Regions from separate parts of the Mus musculus genome. Here region 2 is linked to region 1. A link is a loop called in an ENCODE intact Hi-C map of the cell type or tissue named here. Cell type or tissue: left cerebral cortex. All regions are shown on one strand. Each heading gives the region's core, and the rest is flanking DNA. Links, peaks and the distances in the headings are about the cores only. Region 1 overlaps Cdh4 (cadherin 4). Region 2 overlaps Cdh4 (cadherin 4).

Region 1 (5,385 bases), core at 324-5,323:
ACAGACTCAGCTCTGACACTGAAGTGTCAAGGGTCAAGCACACATCTTTCCTGAGGTCTACCAGATGATCACATGCAATTGAACACCACTCTGTAGATTTCTCTCTACACTTGGGAATCAGTCCTCCCCTGCCTGTTCAATGTTGCAAAGCCTAATTCAGCCCTAATCCCAGCCACCCAGTGTCCTCCTCTACGGGAATCTGCTCTGCGCCAGTTTCTCAGGATGCTGTCACTGGCCACTCTATCTGTACAGTTTGCTGCCCATTTTCACACTAGCACAAGAGATCGAATGCGATAGCATCCCCACACAGAAAGTGGCCTTCAGCTCAAAGTTGGAGCTCACATCCAGGAAGACAGAGGAGAATGGACTCCGCTATCCCAGCATCCCTTCTCTAACCATTGGCAGCACCCATGCTGTGTTCTCAGTATTTGATGATCCCTCAAGCTCTGCAAGGTCCCACCTCACCAAGGCAGACTGTCAGGCACACCATGCTCTGTCTGCTTTGCAGGAAGGTGACCGGGTCAAAAGCTCTGAAGTTTCAATCAAATAGAACGGCAGATTAATTGCAAAAACCTTTCAAAGTACTTTGGAAAAAAAATAACACCATGACCTAGACACAAAAACCCTGTGTCTTTTTTGAAGATGGCACTACTAATAATTCGATTTGTGGAGCACTTCTGAAGCTGCAGCTCAAGTAGTATTTGTGTCGATAAATAAAATCGTGTGTGATTACAAGCAGTGGTTTTGCCTCACTTGCACATCAGCGGTTCTGAACCAAGGTTGCACGCTCAACTTCCCCGTGAAGCAACACAACTCTATTGCTATCATGCTGCCAGGCTGCCGATGCCATCAGAACATGCCCACACTGCACTCAGGGGAGCTGGCTGGGGAAGGGAGGGAGGGTGGCCCTCGTTTTCCTTTCCAAAACAAGAGTCTGCATGGCTTTATCTCAGAGATCAGGAGTTCCAGGGTCCTGTTGTATCATTTCTACTATGTGAGCTAGACACCCATTGTTGTCTGCTTCCTGTCTTTGGAGCCTATTCTATGAGAAACACCGACTGGGTGACCACAAGACACTGCTTTTCTTTTTTCATGGTGTATGTATGTCCATGTGTGTGCATGTGTGTGCACATGTATGTGCAATAGTGGGTTGGCTTTTCTTGTTTTTGTTTTATTTTGATACAATGTTTCTCTACTTATTCCTGGAACTCACTATGTTGACCAGGCTGGCCTCGAACTCACAGAGATCTACCTGCCCGTGCCTCCCAAATGCTGGCATTAAAGGCATGTGCTACCATATTGCACCATCTACTGAGACCTAAAGGATTCTGGGGACAGTGGTGCTCAAAAGCTATGGAGTGCTGCGGATTCCAGGCTCTTCTCATGCAAGTCTCTGAGCATGCTCATGTGCAAAGGGGTTTTATTCTTTGTGTGCGTGTGTGTGTGTGTCTCTCTGTGTGTGTATGCGTGTGTATATGTGTATGTGTGTGCATGAGTATGTGTGTGTATGTCTCCGTTTGTGTGCACGCACATGTGTGTGTCCTTTATGTTTCCTCAAGGCACTCAGTGGACTCTGCAGGTGTGGGTGCATAGCCATATCCATGTGCTTAGCCTTGTTCTTTATCTCCATGCTAAACTCAGGGCCAGCACTGACTCAAGGCTCAGGAAGGAGGAGAAACAGCCTGATCTTGGCTGAGGGTTGGAGAGCTGAGAGCCATCAGAGCCAAGAGCCTGTCGGTCGGACTGAGAGCCCGTTGGATCTGTGCATGGCCCCAGCAAATCAGTAAGGTGGTGGAGAGGCCAAGCAGGGGACCTGCCTGGTGACTGTCAACCTCTTTTCCCTTAGCCCTGCATCTGGACTCACGTGGGCAGTCCTAGCCCTGGAGGGAGATGGTCTTCCAGGGCCCTGCTAATTCAGGCAGGTCACTGTCCAGTCAATGCTCCTGGGGTTGGCTTCCTCTGTCCAGATGTGTACCATGGTGGCTAAAACGGGACCCAACAGGAAAGCTTACTTAAAGCATTTTAAGATTTTATTTTATTTTTCTAACTTGGCCAAGTTGTTTTTGAGCAAATACCCTGTATGTGCCTGTGGCATATTGCAGTGTCAAAGGTTAGGCACAGCTGCCCAAGGCTCTCTCTTTCTGGCCTCCCCACACCTCCTACACTCACCACTAAGCAGGCATTAGTCCTACATTAGAACAGCCAATCTGTAGGGTGGGCTTTGAGGCATTAAAATTCTGTGCTCAGAGACGGCTGTTTTCATCTTCCCATGCAGCCGAGCAGTAAGAGCACCACACAGATTTTCTGCACCTATCCAAAGAGATTTATCTTTCACACCCTACTTCGTGCCATATGTCGGGTGCTGAAGGGATGAAGGATTTGGCTGTCGGTCTCTGAAGGCACGGCAGGCCTTACTCGGGCTTTCCTTTGGAGAGTCGGGATGATTTTGTGACATTTCATTTCCTTCTGTCAGGGCTGTCTCCCGAGTGTCACCCACTGACAACAAGGATGCCTCTGTAGGGGATGAAGCTTCGTGGGGTCCCTTGACTGTCTGGAGAGGGCGGTGGCTCATCCCCCTGGGATGTCATTACTGATGCTGTCATGAGGCCATAGGGCTGGCACCAGGGTTGACGCAGATCCTGGGTCTTGGCCTCTGCCTTGCTCTCAGTGCCTCGTAGTCTGGTAACCAGAAGCGCAATGTTTAAGATGCATCTCTCTTCCATGTTGGCTGGCAGGTGGGACACTTTCATTATTCCCACCTCTCCATTTCACCTTTCCACCTCTCCACAGTCACCTTGATGTTGTAAAAGGTTAGACCAGGGATAGGCCAGTGTCTTCGACAACCTTTCTCTTTTCCATGCCATTAGGGACATGTGCTAATTTTGGACCAAAACATCCCATCACAATCTGGTAGGAACAACAGTGACTGCCACTATGGTAGTCACTAGGCTCAGCAATAAGCAGTTCCTCAGGTGATGGGCTAATAGAACTTCTACATCCCCCAAATGAGCCATTCAAACCCCAAATGGTGTTTTCGCCAGACTCCCTCCTGGGGCCTCAAACTCATGGATCATTTTAATTGGATCATTGAGAGAAAAAAAAAATCTCCTTTAGTAAGCCTCCCAACACTATTAGCTCAAAGGCTTTCAGAAAAAAAATGTGCTAACTTTTGACAAAATCCACACGGGCATTTACGAGGTCCTAGCTGGCATTTGCAAAAGACACTGACTGCCAGTAGAAAATAGGGTATTAAAACAGAATCTAAATCAATTTTTCTGATCAATTGCTGCAGAGATGTGTATAAGTGACTGCAAATTGAGTCATGCAGCACACAGATGGGCTCTGTGATGGTGGAGAGTCCTTATAAACACGCCCCGCCCCATCCCTACAGCACCGGGGGACTTGCAGACACGGATGCAGATCTGAGAAAATTTCCTGCTCGATCGATAAATGCTTATTAAGAAGTGTGGCTCACACATCCCTGGTAGCACATGCACAAGAGCGCAGATGCTCAGCTTTCTCCTCCTCTGGGTTTTCTCCTTTAACCTGAAGCAAGATTAGGCTCAGGTCTGTCTCTCTAAGGCAGATCCTTTCAGGACAACCCTGGCCAGAATGGAAAGAAGATGCCTCAGTGTCTCTGTAAGAAAGTAAAGTCTCCTTTGATAAATCCCTTAATTGAATCTAAGAATATAGGTGCTAAAAACAAACATGAAACTAAGTCACACACACACACACACACACACACACACACACACACACACACACACCCACCCACACCCTCACACCACTCACACCTACTCACATCCATTCACACCCCACACCCACTCATACCTCCACACCCACTCTCCCCACTCACACCTCCACAACCATTCACACTCACTCACTCCTCCCTACTCCCCCCACTCATACCCATTCATTCCCCCACTCACACCCACTCACACCTCCACATCCACTCACACCCTCACAACTATTCATACCCACTCACTACCCACCTACTCACACCCCACACCCACTCACACCTCCACATCCACTCATACCCCCACACTCATGCATACCCACTCACACCTACTCATACCCACTCACACCCACATACCCACTCACCACTCCCAACCACTCACACCCCCTCCACACTCACTCCCCCACACCCACTTACATCCTTCACACTCACACCCACAAACCCACTCACACCCCACACTCCCCCACACCTCTCACATATAACACACACTCTGCTCCACACCCCTTTACCTCTCATCAGACTTTTGTTTTGTTTTAAAGATTTATTTATTTTATGTATATGAGTACACACTTTAGTTGTACAGATGGTGGTGAGCCTTCATGTGATTGTTGGGAATTGAACTTAGGACCTCTGCTTGCTCTGGCCAACCCCACTTGCTCCGGCCAAAGATTTATTTATTAGTATAAGTTCACTGTAGCTGTCTTCAAACACACCAGAAGAGGGTATCAGATCTCATTATGGGTGGTTGTGAGCCACCATGTGGTTGCTGGGATTTGAACTCAGTACCTTTGGAAGAGCAGTCGGTGCTCTTACCCACTGAACCATCTCACCAGCCCCTCATCAGACTTTTATGTTTAGAAATTTCCCTGTATAAAGTCTAATTTTTTTTTGTATATGCCTAGGGGGTGGAAAAATAGCTCATTGATTTAGAGTGTTTGTGTGCAACATGAGTACTGGAGTTTGAGTTCCAGAACCGTTGTAGCAAGCTGGTGATCTATACATGCCTGAAGCCCAGGGACAAGAGGATCAATAGGTGCGTTGTCTTCTAACCTAGCCAAGAAAACACAGCCCCAGGTTCACGGAGAGACCCTGTCTCAAAGGAATGGGAGAGACTGATAGAGGAGGCCTTTCTTGGCTTTTGCATGTGTGCCGAGGTGTGTACGCCCCCACATATGTGCACAAACACATACAAACACAAATAAATAATAGATGATTTCTTATATCTAGTATGGTATCTATATCTATAGACACACACACATAAATACACCTAATATCTGAATCCATACATATGTTCACAAATCCACATCTGAACCTATGTATACACACAGGAACATATACCTATGTATATACCAAAATATCTAAATCTATGTACACATGTGTACATATACTTATACTTAATATCCGTAACTGTAAAATATACATATACACCTGCTACCTGTATATAGATAACATACATTGAATACCTGTTATCTGTGACTCAGGCTGAGCACATCTCAGATTTGTGCCTTTGCACAGATATGCACACGCATACACACACCTGACATCTGTACCTATGTAGCACACAGGCATTACTCACACATACTCAAGCCTATGTTGGATTCCCCTGCCTTCTCTTCCAGAGCCTTGGGCTGTTGACCTCTGCATTTGGG
Region 2 (5,385 bases), core at 167-5,166, 65 kb after region 1:
CAGCTCCTGGAGGCTGCTGAGGTTCCAGGCTCATGGCCATATAAGAGTCTTGCTTCAGCCTGAGTTCTCTCCCAGTGTTCTCTAACCCGATCTCTTTTATCAGACCCCGTGATCTCATTATATCCACTCAGATACCCCATCTTGACATCCTGACTCAGTCACACCAAAAGGCTCCAGCTGCTAGGGCAGTGGCACAGTTACAGGCTCCGAGTGTTAAGTGGCCTATGACACCATGCTATGAAACGTGATTCTATAATAAAAAGGACACAGCCTGCTGCTACTGCATGCAGAAGAAGCTTGGAAACGCTGGGGCGTTGAGCTAAGGCTTCCCTCCTTGCAGGGCCTTCTCGGATGCATGCATGACGGTTAAGCTGCTGTTCCTGCTATCGTAGGAACTCAAGCTTCTAGTGGCAAATCCACTGAGTGCAGGTGAGATGCTGTCCTGAAAAGAGAGAGGCTAGCAGCTTGCTCTGCTGAGCTCCTGCCGCAGCTTCCCCTGCCACACCCCAGCCAGGGCTGCAGAGGCAGCTCAGTGGATAAACCGCTTGCTGCACAAAGGAGCCTCAGAATCCGTGTAAAAGCCAGGCAGGTGTGGTGGCCACCTGAAATCCCAGCCATCCCATCTCCCCAGGAGGGAGAGACAGGGGCTCTCCAAAACAAGCTGGTTAGCTAGACCAACCAGAACCTGTGAGCCCTGGGTTCAGCAGGAGGCTTTGTTTCAATCAATCAATCAATCAATCAATCAATCGAGAACAATTGAGGAAGACACCCAATGTCAACTTCAGACCACCATGAACTTATACATACCTGTGCATGCACACTTGCACATACACACATGTGAGCATGCATATACATATGCATATATACCACACGTACATAGACAAAAAAATATGATGCTGGTCAGCATCTGATGTCAGTAGAATACCCACAATTCCCATGGAAAGGACAGGCGACAGGCGTCCTCCAGTGAACATACCAGAGCTGGCTGAGGTTTTCACACATTTCCACCAGATGACAGGCCCAGGGCAGACACAGTGGTGTGTCCCACAACTTGACAGGTCGGAAACAATGCCTGTGCCAGCCCTCTCCTCTGTCAGCTGGCTTTGTTGGGGGACAAAGAGTTAGCTTTATAAATCACTGTTTGTGTTGGCACGTGCAGCACATCTCATGCTCAGTCAGACACTGCTTTTCAAACGCCTCGGTTCTGACTCTGATGTCCACACAAGCATCCACAGACTGAGGTTACGTATACAAACACTCTGGGGCTTGGTAAATTTGTAAGAGAATTGCAGTGCTCAGAGGGTCTAGGGTTAGGGAAGGGCAGGGCAAGAGAGCCGTGGGCTGGGAGAAGGCCGCTGTCTTCCCTGTGTCTGCTGCTCAGGAACAGGGACACTCCTGGCTACCCCACTCCCACAGTCTTCTTCCAACCAGCGCAGCCTCCAGCTTGATGCTTCTGCTTTTGGTGATAGTCCACGGCTGCCTGCTCCCCAGTGACTAGGGGGCTGGACCCTTATCTTTGTGTGTGTGTGTGTGTGTTTGTGTGTGTGTGTGGTGTACATACACTCAGGTGTGTGTGTATGTGTGGTATGCATACACTCAGGTGTGTTTGTGTGTGTGTGTGTGGTGTGCATACCCTCAGGTGTGTGTGTGTGTGTGTGTGTGTGGTGTGCATACACTCAGGTGTGCACACGTGTGTGGAGGCTAGAGCTTGAAGGCAAGTGTCTTCCCCCATTACCTCCCACTGTACGTTCTGAGCCAGGGTTTCTCACTGAACCCAGAGGTCACTGACTGACTAGGCTGGCTTGCAGGTCCCGGGAACTGTGCTGTTTAAGGCCATCCCTGAAGTCTCAGCACCCACATGTTTCTTGGCACAGAGCATCTTGTGACATGGTTTGGAGGACAGAATGACAGTTTGGACTGCTCTTTGTGGGTGTTCCCTCTGTCTCTGGCTGTCACCTCTTAAATTATATGAGTCACATCATATTACATTCACTCAAAAAATTTTCTCCTGGGGAAACATTGGGAAAACACTGGGAAGTTTACACATTATAAACAAAGCCAGATGAAGTGGGCAAGATGAGGTTGGCTCCATTACAGGTCCTGTGCTAGTCAACCTGAAGCTTAGGTTAGGGGCTCTGCTCATGTCCCTGTGCTAAAGTCCAGAATGTGGACTGTATGTATGTGTGTGTGTGTGTGTGTGTGTGTGTGTGTGTGTGTGGTGTGGTATAGGTGTGTGTGTGTGTGTGTGTGTGTGGTGTGGTATAGGTGTGTGTGTGTGTGTGTAGTATGGGTGTGTTTGTGGTGTGTGGTGTGTGGTATGTGTATGTGCATGTCTGTTTCTGTGTGTGATACACATATATGTTATGATGTATGTGTGCTGTGGTATGTGTATGTGTTGTAGTATGTGTGTTGAAGTATGAGTGTGTGCTGTGGGGTCTGTGTTACGGTGTGAGTGTTCTGTATGTGTTGTGGTATGTGTTTTGCATGTGTATGTATATATATTTCTATATGTCTGTGTGTGGTATACATGTGTGTTTGGAAATCCTTTGTTTTAGGCAGAAGGAAGACTTGGATTTTGTCTTAAGAGAAATGTTTAGTCTTTAAAGTTATCACACATGAAAGGAGCCAGGCATGGTGGCTCACATTCATCCTAGCAGCACAGAAGGTGGAAGTTGGAGGAGAGCCACGAATTTGAGGCCAATCTGGGTTGTGTGGTGAGTTTTAGGCAGCTGGAGTATAGAGTAAGACTCTATCTCAAAACGGACAAACCATATCAAAAGATGGCCTAGTCGGCCATCACTGCAAAGAGAGGCCCGTTGGACTTGCAAACTTTATATGCCCCAGTACAGGGGAACGCCAGGGCCAAAAAGGGGGAGTGGGTGGGTAGGGGATGGGGGTGGGGTGGGTATGGGGGACCTTTGGGATAGCATTGAAAATGTAAACGAGGAAAATACTTAATTAAAAAAAAAGAAAAAGAAAAATTCCTGCATCAAAAAACAAAACAAAACAAAACAAAAAACAAAAAAACGGACAAACCAACCAACAAACAACCAAACCAAATCAAGCCAAACCAAACCAAACCAAACCAAACCAAGCCAAGCCAAGCCAAGCCAAGCCAAGCCAAGCCAAGCCAAGCCAAGCCAAGCCAACCACACCAAGCCAAGCCAAGCCAAGTCAAACCAAACCAAATCAAGCCAAACCAAACTAAAATAAACCAAATCAAACCAAGCCAAAACAAACAAACAAACCACCCTAACCCAACCAACCAAACGCCAAACAATGGCAATTGTTAAGAAGACAAATACTAACAAATGCTAGAGAAGAAGTGGAGAGAGGGAGTCTCTACATTGCTGTGGGAACGTCAACTAGTCGAGCCACGGTGGAAGTCAGTATGGAGGTTTCTCAGGACACCACTCACTATGCTGTGCCTGGCCTTTACTCCAGAGACACAAAGCCAGCACACATCACAGGTACTCGATGTGGCGGCTCATTACTGAACCACCCAGAGCACTTACAAAGCCAACCTAGGCATCCAGCCTCGGAGAAGCAGATAAAGAAAATGTGGTTTCTACACACAATGAATTTTATTCAGCCATAAAAATGAAGAAAACTATGTTGTTTTAGGGGAAGGGAGGGGCTGGAGACCATTAAATGAAATAAGCCAGATCAGGAGGAAAACCATCGCACGTTTTCTTACATGCATGGACCTCAGGCTTTATACAGGCACATAAAATCAAGTATACTTGCATGATGTGACAAGCAAAACTATCTGGGGGAGGAAGGAGGGTGACAGAGGGTGGAGACAGGGCTGTGGAGATAGGGGAAGGTGCTCAAAGCATAGCATATACTTGTATGACAACATCCTTATGCAGCCCAGTGCCCTGTACAATATGTCTGTCTGTCTGTCTGTCTGTCTGTCCGTCTGTCATCATCTCCCTTCTCTCTCTCTCTCTCTCTCTCTCTCTCCCCTCCTCAACCCCAAGCTGTCATCATCACCAACAAAATATTTGTGTGGAACAGAGCTAACCCCAGGAATCCTGCTTAGCAAAAACTAATGGGGAATCAGAGATTAAATTTTCCCTTTCCGCCATGCACAGTTTTAAAGCTATGAAGAAAATCCTAAGCAAATAAATCGTGTTTTACAAACCGCTAATACCCAAGGAGCAGATTAAGGCATGTGAAGAAATGGCATGCAGGGCTCTGATGTGGCATGCCACACACATCTCTGATCCATTGTCAGACGCCTGTAAGTAAAACAATTAGAGATGTTTGCATGTATTTATCTTCTTGTGGTTTCTTACGAGCCCCGTGCCAAGAGTGAGCTTGGAGCTGCTCAGAGATGAAACGGGAAGAGGGCTCAGCCCTCGGGCTCACAATCAAAGTGAGCTTGATAAAACGATCCAGACGTGGAGCACATCAGCCGAGAGGCAGTTAAAATTTATGAGGTGCAAGGGCTGCTTTGCTTTTCCCGAGAAAGGCAGACACATAAAGGAGGCCAAATAACTGCCAGCCACCGTGGACAGTGTGTTCTTGGGGGAGAGGTGGATACAAGATACCAACGAGGCTGGAGAGGTGGCTCAGTGGATAAGCGCTGGCCATGCAAGCCTGAGGACCAGAGTTCGAATGCCCAGAAGCCGCATAAAAGCCCAGCATGTCACTTGACTGTAATCCTGGCCTCCAGGGGGCAGAGACAGAGTGGCAATCTGATAGCTAGATTGAGGCAGAGACAGAGTTACACTGTGGCAATCTGATAGCTGGATTAGCCAAACCAGCCAGCTCTGAGGTCAAGGAGTGACCCCGTGTGAGCATACAAGTGAAGAACGGTTAAAGATGCCTCTGGCTTCCACATGCACATTCATGCACGTGTACTTTTGTGCAGTGAAACCACACACACGTGTCCACAGTCATGTCAACATGGATGCATCTATGTGCTCACACCACAACCCTGCCCATGTTCCACAAAAGCACAAGTTGCAGGACCTTCTGGGGAGAGGCAGGGGGATAACAGCATGGGGAGCGGGATGGAAAGAGGGAGCCACGACACAGGAAATCTGGGCACTTCAGAGCCAGTGGCTGACTCAGTTTCCCCTGTGCAGGCAGCATTGGCTACTTGTGTCTGGAGCCAGTCCTGAACATGGGGCCCTGCTCCTGCTCTTTCTCTGTGAGGGACCAGAACTATGCCTTTCTATGAGCAGGGACAGGCAGCCTCGCCTTCCCTGTGGCCCTTCCCACACTTTGCCTTGCTTCAGGAAGCGAGGACACGACTAGTGACCACAGGATGGCCAAGCTGGTGACTGTAGAATGACCAGCATAGGGCTGGCAACAGAAACTGGGTAGCTGAGCTGCCCCTGGCTTGGTTCCTTCCCTGAATCCCATTGTAATCCT

Evidence for each region. A loop is a pair of places that touch in the nucleus more often than their neighbours do. Peaks named below come from ENCODE experiments on the same cell type or tissue, not always from the same donor. Only the 100,000 strongest peaks of a DNase experiment are listed, where the experiment ranks them.
Region 2: a loop joins it to region 1, with 4 times the contacts of the local background. A loop is called at or near these places in 1 of 42 quality-filtered maps.

What each region holds. Positions count from the first base shown.
Region 1 is chr2:179,751,983-179,757,367 of GRCm38, reverse strand. All of the region lies in intron 2 of Cdh4 (cadherin 4), which reads right to left. Among named protein-coding and RNA genes, the nearest start is that of Gm36066, 49 kb to the left of the region's middle. In left cerebral cortex, for the core only: no CTCF peak of the experiment used is centred there; a DNase peak (open chromatin) is centred at 2,338.
Region 2 is chr2:179,686,459-179,691,843 of GRCm38, reverse strand. All of the region lies in intron 2 of Cdh4 (cadherin 4), which reads right to left. Among named protein-coding and RNA genes, the nearest start is that of Gm36066, 110 kb to the left of the region's middle. In left cerebral cortex, for the core only: no CTCF peak of the experiment used is centred there; DNase peaks (open chromatin) are centred at 1,962 and 2,673.